Linked DNA regions of Homo sapiens: region 2 is linked to region 1. The links are chromatin loops, found by intact Hi-C in ENCODE. Cell type or tissue: dorsolateral prefrontal cortex. All regions are shown on one strand. Links, peaks and the distances in the headings refer to the core of each region. The heading gives the core; the rest is flanking DNA.

What was found. A loop is a pair of places that touch in the nucleus more often than their neighbours do. Peaks named below come from ENCODE experiments on the same cell type or tissue, not always from the same donor. Only the 100,000 strongest peaks of a DNase experiment are listed, where the experiment ranks them.
Region 2: it touches region 1 in a loop (1.0-fold over the local background); 2 of 110 quality-filtered maps call a loop at or near these places.

Annotation. Positions count from the first base shown.
Region 1 is chr3:19,570,110-19,575,492 of GRCh38, reverse strand. No RefSeq gene overlaps it. Among named protein-coding and RNA genes, the nearest start is that of MIR4791, 260 kb to the right of the region's middle. In dorsolateral prefrontal cortex, for the core only: no CTCF peak of the experiment used is centred there; no DNase peak of the experiment used is centred there.
Region 2 is chr3:19,854,560-19,859,942 of GRCh38, reverse strand. No RefSeq gene overlaps it. Among named protein-coding and RNA genes, the nearest start is that of EFHB, 77 kb to the left of the region's middle. RefSeq lists an enhancer at 4,087-4,674. In dorsolateral prefrontal cortex, for the core only: no CTCF peak of the experiment used is centred there; no DNase peak of the experiment used is centred there.

The DNA.
Region 1 (5,383 bases), core at 139-5,138:
TATTGATAATATGCTCATGTACCTGATAAATGCAAACTAATGTAGATCTCTGGTTTGAGTATCTCTGTAGCAAATATGATAGAACTACCGGGGTATCAACCTTGAGAAATTAAATTTGGATGCCAAAAAATGAAATACCTAGGCCATGTTCAGTCTATTCAACTTGTCTGCATGATGCCAAAAAGGTATTGGAAGTTTTTGAGTGTTCTCTATTGCATACAGATGGTCCCTGGCTTATGATGGCTCGACTTATGACTTTTTGACTTTACGATGGTGTGAAAGTAATATATATTTAGTAGAAACTGTATTTCAAGCACCCCTACAACCATCCTGTTTATTACTTTCAGTATAATATTCAATAAATTACACAAGATAACTCAATACTTCATTATAAAATAAGCTTTGTGCTGGATGGTTTTGCCCAACTGTAGGAAATGCAAGTGTTCTGAGCATGTTTAAGGTAGGCAAGGCTGAATTATGATGTTTGGTAGGTTAGGCATATTAAATGCATTTTCAACTTACAGTATTTTCAATTTCCAATGAGTTTATCATGAATTACAATGAGTTTATCACAACTTAACTCCATTGTAAGTTGAGGAGGATCTGGATTTGATGGGTTCCTGAAATAAGCAGTTAGGTGTCTTGTTTCCCAGGCTGCATTATTTGGGAATGAGTAAGGCAGTCTTGCCCAGGAAGGTCTCTAGTGAGCATTCATCCAGGTGCTCATGAATACCAGTGCCTGACTAAGATTCAGAGCCACATAGAGATGGTCTTAGGAGACATGTATGTGGACAGGCTTCTTCCTTCATTGCTGTAGCTTTGTTGCTGCCACCCCAAAGGGGTATGTCTATCCATTCAACATTAATATAATCCACAGAAACTTTTGATGGTTCACAACCAACGTGATAGCTCTAGCATTTCTTGTATGACTCTTAACCATACATTACAGACAAACTCAGCAGGCCAGAGGGTGCTCTGAACTCGCGCTAGACTCCTTAATCTCATTGAAACAGTATCACAATAAATTTTATTTTATAGCCATGACATCATCCTGGAGACAGCAGACATTCACCAAGATTCTGTACACCATTCTCTGCTTTGCTTCCCCATTTGTATGAGCCACTTTCATCCTGTTTACATAAGGCATTTATCTCATTTTAATAATATAATTTTGACAGATTGTATTTGGATCTCCAGAAGGCATATGAGGAAATTTTGTCTCAGATTGAGTTCCAGTATTTGCCCTCATGGTCACCCCCACAATCTCCTTTATATTGGTTTGCATTGCCGGGATTCCGAATCCTGAGTTTGTTTTCATCTTCCTTTCTTTTTTATTTTGCTTCTGAATCTTTATCCATCTTTTATTTCTTATACTATCCCTGACAAATGAAACTCTCTCCTGGTTATAAGATGGATATAAAATATTGGGTTCATGTAGCAGCTTGAGAAAAAAATAATAAAATAAATGAAAATTCTACTCAATGACATGACAATCAATTTGGTATATACAGAAAATAATCCTGAAAGATAACTGCATTGTAACCTTTTAGACATTACGTACAGTCATGCTTGATTGCTCAGCCCTCATTCTTGCTGAAGCATTATCACTCTTTATCCCCATCCCTTTTGTTTTCCTAGCTGCTTTGAGCAATGACAGTCATATTGAAGGTAAAGAATAAAGAAAGGTAAATAAATGCTAAAAATATGACTATCTGTCTGAATGTCAATGACCATTTACAACCACTGGAGACACAGCCACCCTGACTGCATTTGAAATTTCAGACTTAATGTGGCCTCTGGCTAATGGAATTGGTGCTGCCAATCTTTCTGCACAGTAGAAGAGGCGCCTTGGAACTAAGTCTCTGATTTTTTCTAACACCTAATTATCTGCTAGGTCCCATAGCTGTGGAAACCACGTAAATGGCATAATACATTTCACTTAACCATGGCAGAGTTAACAGTTCCTGTGATTTCAGACCAGTGCGAAGTATTTTAAAATTGAGTTATATTTAATAGTAGAATACAAATTTGATGTCAGAATATTCCATATAATGTAGTATGTGTAAACCCAGTAGAAATGTTTATATAAATTTGGCTTAAACCATAATTAGTATTTGTATAAGTATCAGCTCAATTTATTTAATCAGGAGTGTTTTAATAATAATAGGCCTAGAAATTAATGTGGACACAGAGAATAATAATTGATTAAGCTGAAAATCACATGCTTTAGAAAACTGATCTTATATCAATTTATTCACTTACTACTCTACAACCATTTGCTTCTACAACCACTAAAATTTCAGTCTTATTAAATATGAGTCTAATGTAATGAAACTTTGGAAATGCAGGCAGAAAATAAAGAATACATGCCAAATAAAAATAAAACAGAAAATTGATAACTTTGAGGGTTTCTGTTATTATTACCTTTAGCTGGCACCAAAGCTATAAGTTAATACAGACTTCTACTTAATTTGGGTTGACTACCACCACTAATTCAATGACTGTGTGTGTGTGTGTGTGTGTGTGTGTGTGTGTGCATGAATGAATGCAGGGCATTATGAAATGTTGGCTCAGTTACTAAAAGTTACTTCATAATGATCATTGATGGCTATCTTAAACATTCCTACTAGATATTTGAAAGTAGAAATTATACCATTATGTTTGCTATTACTTCTTTTTAATTTGATTGATGTCTACAGAAAATTGTTCCTGACAATAATCTCTATTGGATGATGTCTAGAAAGATAGTTGAATTAGGAAAAGCACCAGTAGATTTTTCCCTTCTAATTTCTCAAGGAAAAGCATAGGCAATCATTTATCCAGAAAAAAATTACTTCACTGGTAAAAATATTTGTAATAGCTAACCTGCTGCTCTCCAGCCCCAAACTTGGTACTGCTTGACTAAAACATAGGTATGAGAAGGTTGCTGCTGGCTAAAGTTGAAGATCCTTACTTGGACTCTTGTTAATCTGATGTCCTCCTGTGCTGGATGTTGAATTATATCCTTTAAAAGGATGTTGAAATCCTAACATTTTGTACCTGTGAATATGACCTTACTTAGAAATAAGATCTTTGCAGATGATCAAGTTAAGATGAAGTCGTTAGGGTGGACTGTAGTCCAGTAGGACCGGTGTCCTAGTAAAAGGGGAAATTGAACACAGAGATAGACATGCAGACAGAATTCCAGGTGAATGTGAAAGCGGAGCTCAGGGTGATACATCTACAAGCAAAGGCGGTCAAAAATTTCTAGCAAACCACCAGGAGCTAAGGAAGAGGCACGGAACAGAGTTCTCCTTCACAGCTCTCAAAAGGAATCAATCCTGCTGATACTTGATCACCTTGATCTCAGATTTCTGGCCTCTAGAAGGGTGAGAAACAATTTTTTCTTGTTTAAGCCACCCAGTTTGTGGAACCTTTTATGTTAACCCTAGCAAACGAATACAACTCCAAACCTAACAGTGCTGGTCAGCTTTGCTCTGCTAACACACACCCCTAGATCTCAGTGGCTCCAGGCTGTTCTCTGCCCCTGGCTATAGTTCTGTTCCACATGTCTTCTTCTGGATTCCAGGCTGAAGGAGCAACATCTGTCTGGGATGTACCATTCGAATGGTGGAGACTTACAAGGCCTTTTACAACTTCTGCCCAGTCAGGGTGTATGTGAGTCACTGAGCACATTTCATTGACCAAAGTAAGTCACATGGCAATGGCAAGGATGTGGAAACTTCTTATAGGAAATATGGTGGGAGAGTGAATAATTGTGAAATATAAAACAAACACACTACTTCTTCCTCAATGGAGAAAGAATTGAGGGCAGGCCCATCAAAACTCTGGCTCTGAACTTCTGTGTATAAACCTAGTATTGCATGATGGGATGGGATAAATCATTCCAATGCCTAATCTGTAGATAAAATCTAGAAGTGGTTAGGACTTAGACTTGATTTTCAGCACTGAGAGTGTGCCTATCCTTCAGTGACATGCCCACTGAATTAAATTTAATTGAATTAAAAATAGTAACTTTATAATAATGCATACAAGATGTATACAAGAGAAAATGATCAGCCTCTTTGTTTGCTTATTTTCCTCTTTTCCTTTCTCATTTGTATTTACTTATGACTGGAACGAGATAATTGACTTTTTTTTGTTTCCTTGTACTTCCTGAGATAATTTTCCTAATATTCAGATAATAAGACTTGAAATGGATTTTGTGCAGGAGAGACTCATAATGGTTTTTAGAAAATAACAGCTATCTATTTTCATTGATAAAAGAGAATATGAGAGTTGTGGAAGAAAAAGGTAGAATTCTGCTGTTGACCAATTCACATAATTTCTGAAAACATTAGACAGCAAATTCAGTGCTGCAGAAAGTCAGACTGGTGGAACATGGTGGGACATAAGAAAAGAGCTGAAAGATGAAAGGGAATGTGAGAGATGTCAGAGCAGACATGGAAAATAGAAGTTTCTGAATAACAAAACAGACTGTTAATCAATGGCATACAAGATAAAGAAATACAGATGTTAATAGCTGAGGTAGGAGACAACAGTGTCTCACTTTATTTCAGATAAATAAAAGAAGCAAAAACACTCTATAAGATATACTCTGGCTATTTTATATATTTCATAGTATAGAAATTTTCTTTTGCTCTTCCCATCTCAAAATTAAAGATAAATTATCAGAGGAATTAAAATCTGGGTAACTCCTATTTCTTTATCATACTATCACAATCAAAAGATAGCAGAGCAGTATTTCAAATGTTTTCTAGGAAGAAGATGTGATGCAGGTATGTCACACCCAGTTGAAATGCTATTACTATGTGAAATACAGCCTAGTATATTTCAGATTTGTCTTCCAAAAACTTTACCTTTAATGATGATGATATTCAGATGTTCAATGATTAATTTTTTAAAAGGGTTGAATTTTGTAGCTATTGTGGAAAATACATACAAAGAATATTGAAATCACTTACCCAATTTACAAATAAGTAAATAATTCTGTGAATTCAATTATAAAATAAGAGTGGTACAATTAGGATTAAGGGTAGAAAGAAGACATTTGCTTTTTCTAATTATACTAAAAATACAAAAGACAATGGAAATAGAAAAAGAAAAAGGAAATGTACTTCTCCAAAAAAGGCATAAGACAGATGCAAGTAATATAAATATTTGATATTCATACATAAAACACACAGAATCTTAGACTGTTTTTTATTTAAAAGGCCTAGTGATTTGTTGCTCTGAGGATATCTGCTGAAAGTAGACCAAAAGTAAAATGAGTTAGCAAAAATGGCAGAGTAAAATTAAAAGAAAAGATAGTATGAGTGGAGAGGATCATGACAATATGATAAAATGTATAAATTATAATGAGTATATAACTGATAATCTTACG
Region 2 (5,383 bases), core at 106-5,105, 280 kb before region 1:
GTCTAATGTTTAAGTCTTTAATCCATCTTGAATTAATTTTTGTATAAGATGTAAGGAAGGGATCCAGTTTCAGCTTTCTCCATATGGCTAGCCAGTTTTCCCAGCACCATTTATTAAACAGGGAATCCTTTCCCCATTTCTTGTTTTTCTCAGGTTTGTCAAAGATCAGATAGTTGTAGTATGTGGCGTTATTTCTGAGGGCTCTGTTCTGTTCCATTGATCACTATCTGTTTTGGTGCCAGTACCATGCTGTTTTGGTTACTGTAGCCTTGTAGTATAGTTTGAAGTCAGGTAGCGTGATGCCTCCAGCTTTGTTCTTTTGGCTTAAGATTGACTTGGTGATGCGGGCTCTTTTTTGGTTCCAGATGAACTTTAAAGTAGTTTTTTCCAATTCTGTGAAGAAAGTCATTGGTAGCTTGATGGGGATGGCATTGAATCTATAAATTACCTTGGGCAGTATGGCCATTTTCACGATATTGATTCTTCCTACCCATGAGCATGGAATGTTCTTCCATTTGTTTGTACCCTCTTTTATTTTATTGAGCAGTGGTTTGTAGTTCTCCTTGAAGAGGTCCTTCACGTCTCTTGTAAGGTGGATTCCTAGGTATTTTCTTCTCTTTGAAGCAATTGTGAATGGGAGTTCACTCATGATTTGGCTCTCTGTTTGTGTGTTATTGGTGTATAAGAATGCTTGTGATTTTTGTACATTGATTTTGTATCCTGAGACTTTGCTGAAGTTGCTTATCAGCTTAAGGAGATTTTGGGCTGAGACAATGGGGTTTTCTAGATATACAATCATGTCATCTGCAAACAGGGACAATTTGACTTCCTCTTTTCCTAATTGAATACCCTTTATTTCCTTCTCCTGCCTAATTGCCCTGGCCAGAACTTCCAACACTATGTTGAATAGGAGTGGTGAGAGAGGACATCCCTGTCTTGTTCCAGTTTTCAAAGGGAATGCTTCCAGTTTTTGCCCATTCAGTATGATATTGGCTGTGGGTTTGTCAGAGATAGCTCTTAGTATTTTGAGATATGTCCCATCAATACCTAAGTTATTGAGAGTTTTTAGCATTAAGAGTTGTTGAATTTTGTCAAAGGCCTTTTCTGCATCTATTGAGATAATCATGTAGTTTTTGTCTTTGGTTCTGTTTATATGCTGGATTACATTTATTGATTTGCGTATATTGAACCAGCCTTGCATCCCAGGGATGAAGCCCACTTGATCGTGGTGGATAAGCTTTTTGATGTGCTGCTGGATTCGGTTTGCCAGTATTTTATTGAGGATTTTTGCATCAATGTTCATCAAGGATATTGGTCTAAAATTCTCTTTTTTGGTTGTGTCTCTGCCTGGCTTTGGTATCAGGATGATGCTGGCCTCATCAAATGAGTTAGGGAGGATTCCTTCTTTTTCTATTGATTGGAATAGTTTCAGAAGGAATGGTACCAGTTCCTCCTTGTACCTCTGGTAGAATTCGGCTGTGAATCCATCTGGTCCTGGACTCTTTTTGGTTGGTAAACTATTGATTATTGCCACAATTTCAGCTCCTGTTATTGGTCTATTCAGAGATGCAACTTCTTCCTGGTTTAGTCTTGGGAGAGTGTATGTGTCAAGGAATTTATCCATTTCTTCTAGATTTTCCAGTTTATTTGCGTAGAGGTGTTTGTAGTATTCTCTGATGGTAGTTTGTATTTCTGTGGGATCGGTGGTGATATCCCCTTTATCATTTTTTATTGTGTCTATTTGATTCTTCTCTCTTTTTTTCTTTATTAGTCTTGCTAGCGGTCTATCAATTTTGTTGATCCTTTCAAAAAACCAGCTCCTGGATTCCTTGATTTTTTGAAGGGTTTTTTGTGTCTCTATTTCCTTCAGTTCTGCTCTGATTTTAGTTATTTCTTGCCTTCTGCTAGCTTTTGAATGTGTTTGCTCTTGCTTTTCTAGTTCTTTTAATTGTGATGTTAGGGTGTCAATTTTGGATCTTTCCTGCTTTCTCTTGTGGGCATTTAGTGCTATAAATTTCCCTCTACACACTGCTTTGAATGTGTCCCAGAGATTCTGGTATGTCATGTCTTTGTTCTCGTTGGTTTCAAAGAACATCTTTATTTCTGCCTTCATTTCGTTATGTACCCAGTAGTCATTCAGGAGCAGGTTGTTCAGTTTCCATGTAGTTGAGCGGCTTTGAGTGAGATTCTTAATCCTGACTTCTAGTTTGATTGCACTGTGGTCTGAGAGATAGTTTGTTATAATTTCTGTTCTTTTACATTTGCTGAGGAGAGCTTTACTTCCAAGTATGTGGTCAATTTTGGAATAGGTGTGGTGTGGTGCTCAAAAAAATGTATATTCTGTTGATTTGGGGTGGAGAGTTCTGTAGATGTCTATTAGGTCCACTTGGTCCAGAGCTGAGTTCAATTCCTGGGTATCCTTGTTGACTTTCTGTCTTGTTGATCTGTCTAATGTTGACAGTGGGGTGTTAAAGTCTCCCATTATTAATATGTGGGAGTCTAAGTCTCTTTGTAGGTCACTCAGGACTTGCTTTATGAATCTGGGTGCTCCTGTATTGGGTGCATATATATTTAGGATAGTTAGCTCTTCTTGTTGAATTGATCCCTTTACCATTATGTAATGGCCTTCTTTGTCTCTTTTGATCTTTGTTGGTTTAAAGTCTGTTTTATCAGAGACTAGGATTGCAACCCCTGCCTTTTTTTGTTTTCCATTTGCTTGGTAGATCTTCCTCCATCCTTTTATTTTGAGCCTATGTGTGTCTCTGCACGTGAGATGGGTTCCCTGAATACAGCACACTGATGGGTCTTGACTCTTTATCCAATTTGCCAGTCTGTGTCTTTTAATAGGAGAATTTAGTCCATTTACATTTAAAGTTAATATTGTTATGTGTGAATTTGATCCTGTCATTATGATGTTAGCTGGTGATTTTGCTCGTCAGTTGACGCAGTTTCTTCCTAGTCTCGATGGTCTTTACATTTTGGCATGATTTTGCAGCAGCTGGTACCGGTTGTTCCTTTCCATGTTTAGCGCTTCCTTCAGGAGCTCTTTTAGGGCAGGCCTGGTGGTGACAAAATCTCTCAGCATTAGCTTGTCTGTAAAGTATTTTATTTCTCCTTCACTTATGAAGCTTAGTTTGGCTGGATATGAAATTCTGGGTTGAAAATTCTTTTCTTTAAGAATGATGAATATTGGCCCCCACTCTCTTCTGGCTTGTAGGGTTTCTGCCGAGAGATCCGCTGTTAGTCTGATGGGCTTCCCTTTGAGGGTAACCCGACCTTTCTCTCTGGCTGCCCTTAACATTTTTTCCTTCATTTCAACTTTGGTGAGTCTGACAATTATGTGTGTTGGAGTTGCTCTTCTCGAGGAGTATCTTTGTGGCGTTCTCTGTATTTCCTGTATCTGAACGTTGGCCTGCCTTGCTAGATTGGGGAAGTTCTCCTGGATAATATCCTGCAGAGTGTTTTCCAACTTGGTTCCATTCTCCCCATCACTTTCAGGTACACCAATCAGACGTAGATTTGGTCTTTTCACATAGTCCCATATTTCTTGGAGGCTTTGCTCATTTGTTTTTATTCTTTTTTCTCTAAACTTCCCTTCTCGCTTCATTTCATTCATTTCATCTTCCATTGCTGATACCCTTTCTTCCAGTTGATTGCATTGGCTCCTGAGGCTTCTGCATTCTTCACGTAGTTCTCGAGCCTTGGTTTTCAGCTCCATCAGCTCCTTTAAGCACTTCTCTGTATTGGTTATTCTAGTTATACATTCTTCTAAATTTTTTTCAAAGTTTTCAACTTCTTTGCCTTTGGTTTGAATGTCCTCCCGTAGCTCAGAGTAATTTGATCATCTGAAGCCTTCTTCTCTCAGCTCGTCAAAGTCATTCTCCATCCAGCTTTGTTCCGTTGCTGGTGAGGAACTGCGTTCCTTTGGAGGAGGAGAGGCACTCTGCGTTTTAGAGTTTCCAGTTTTTCTGTTCTGTTTTTTCCCCATCTTTGTGGTTTTATCTACTTTTGGTCTTTGATGATGGTGATGTACAGATGGGTTTTTGGTGTGGATGTCCTTTCTGTTTGTTAGTTTTCCTTCTAACAGACAGGACCCTCAGCTGCAGGTCTGTTGGAGTACCAGGCTGTGTGAGGTGTCAGTGTGCCCCTGCTGGGGGGTGCCTCCCAGTTAGGCTGCTGGGGGGTCAGGGGTGAGGGACCCACTTGAGGAGGCAGTCTGCCCGTTCTCAGATCTCCAGCTGTGTGCTGGGAGAACCACTGCTCTCTTCAAAGCTGTCAGACAGCGACATTTAAGTCTGCAGAGGTTACTGCTGTCTTTTTGTTTGTCTGTGCCCTGCCCCCAGAGGTGGAGCCTACAATGGCAGGCAGGCCTCCTTGAACTGTGGTGGGCTCCACCCAGTTGGAGCTTCCAGGCTGCTTTGTTTACCTAATCAAGCCTGGGCAATGGCGGGCGCCCCTCCCCCAGCCTAGCTGCCGACTTGCAGTTTGATCTCAGACTGCTGTGCTAGCAATCAGGGAGATTCCGTGGGCGTAGGACCCTCCGAGCCAGGTGTGGGATATAGTCTCGTGGTGCGCCGTTTTTTAAGCCCGTCTGAAAAGTGCAATATTCGGGTGGGAGTGACCCGATTTTCCAGGTGCGTCCGTCACCCCTTTCTTTGACTTGGAAAGGGAACTCCCTGACCCCTTGCGCTTCCCAGGTGAGGCAATGCCTCGCCCTGCTTCGGCTCGCGCACGGTGCGCGCACCCACTGGCCTGCGCCCACTGTGTGGCACTCCCTAGTGAGATGAACCTGGTACCTCAGATGGAAATGCAGAAATCACCCGTCTTCTGCGTCGCTCATGCCTGGAGCTGTAGACCGGAGCTGTTCCTATTCAACCATCTTGGCTCCTCCCCCGATGTGTAGTCTTTTATCCACCACTCCCACTCTTCCATCCAAGTCCCCCAACTCCATTATATAATTCTTAAGCCTTTGCATCCTCACAGCTTAGCTCCCACTTATATGTGAGAACATACGATGTTTGCTTTTCCATTTCTGAGTTACTTCACTTATAATAAGGGTCTCCAACTTAATCCAGGTTGCTGCAAATGCCATTAGTTTGTTTCTTTTTATGGCTGAGTAGTATTCCATGTTGTATGTATATCACATTTTCTTCATTCACTTGTTGGTTGCTGGGCATTTAGGTTGGTTTCATATTTTTGCTATTGTGAATTGTGCTGCTATACATATGCATGTGCAAGTGTCTTTTTTCATATAATGATTCTTTTTCTTTTTTTTCTTATTTTCACTATTTATAAATATAACCTTTTTTATTATTATACTTTAAGTTCTAGGGTACATGTGCACAATGTGCAGGTTTGTTACATATGTATACATGCGTCATGT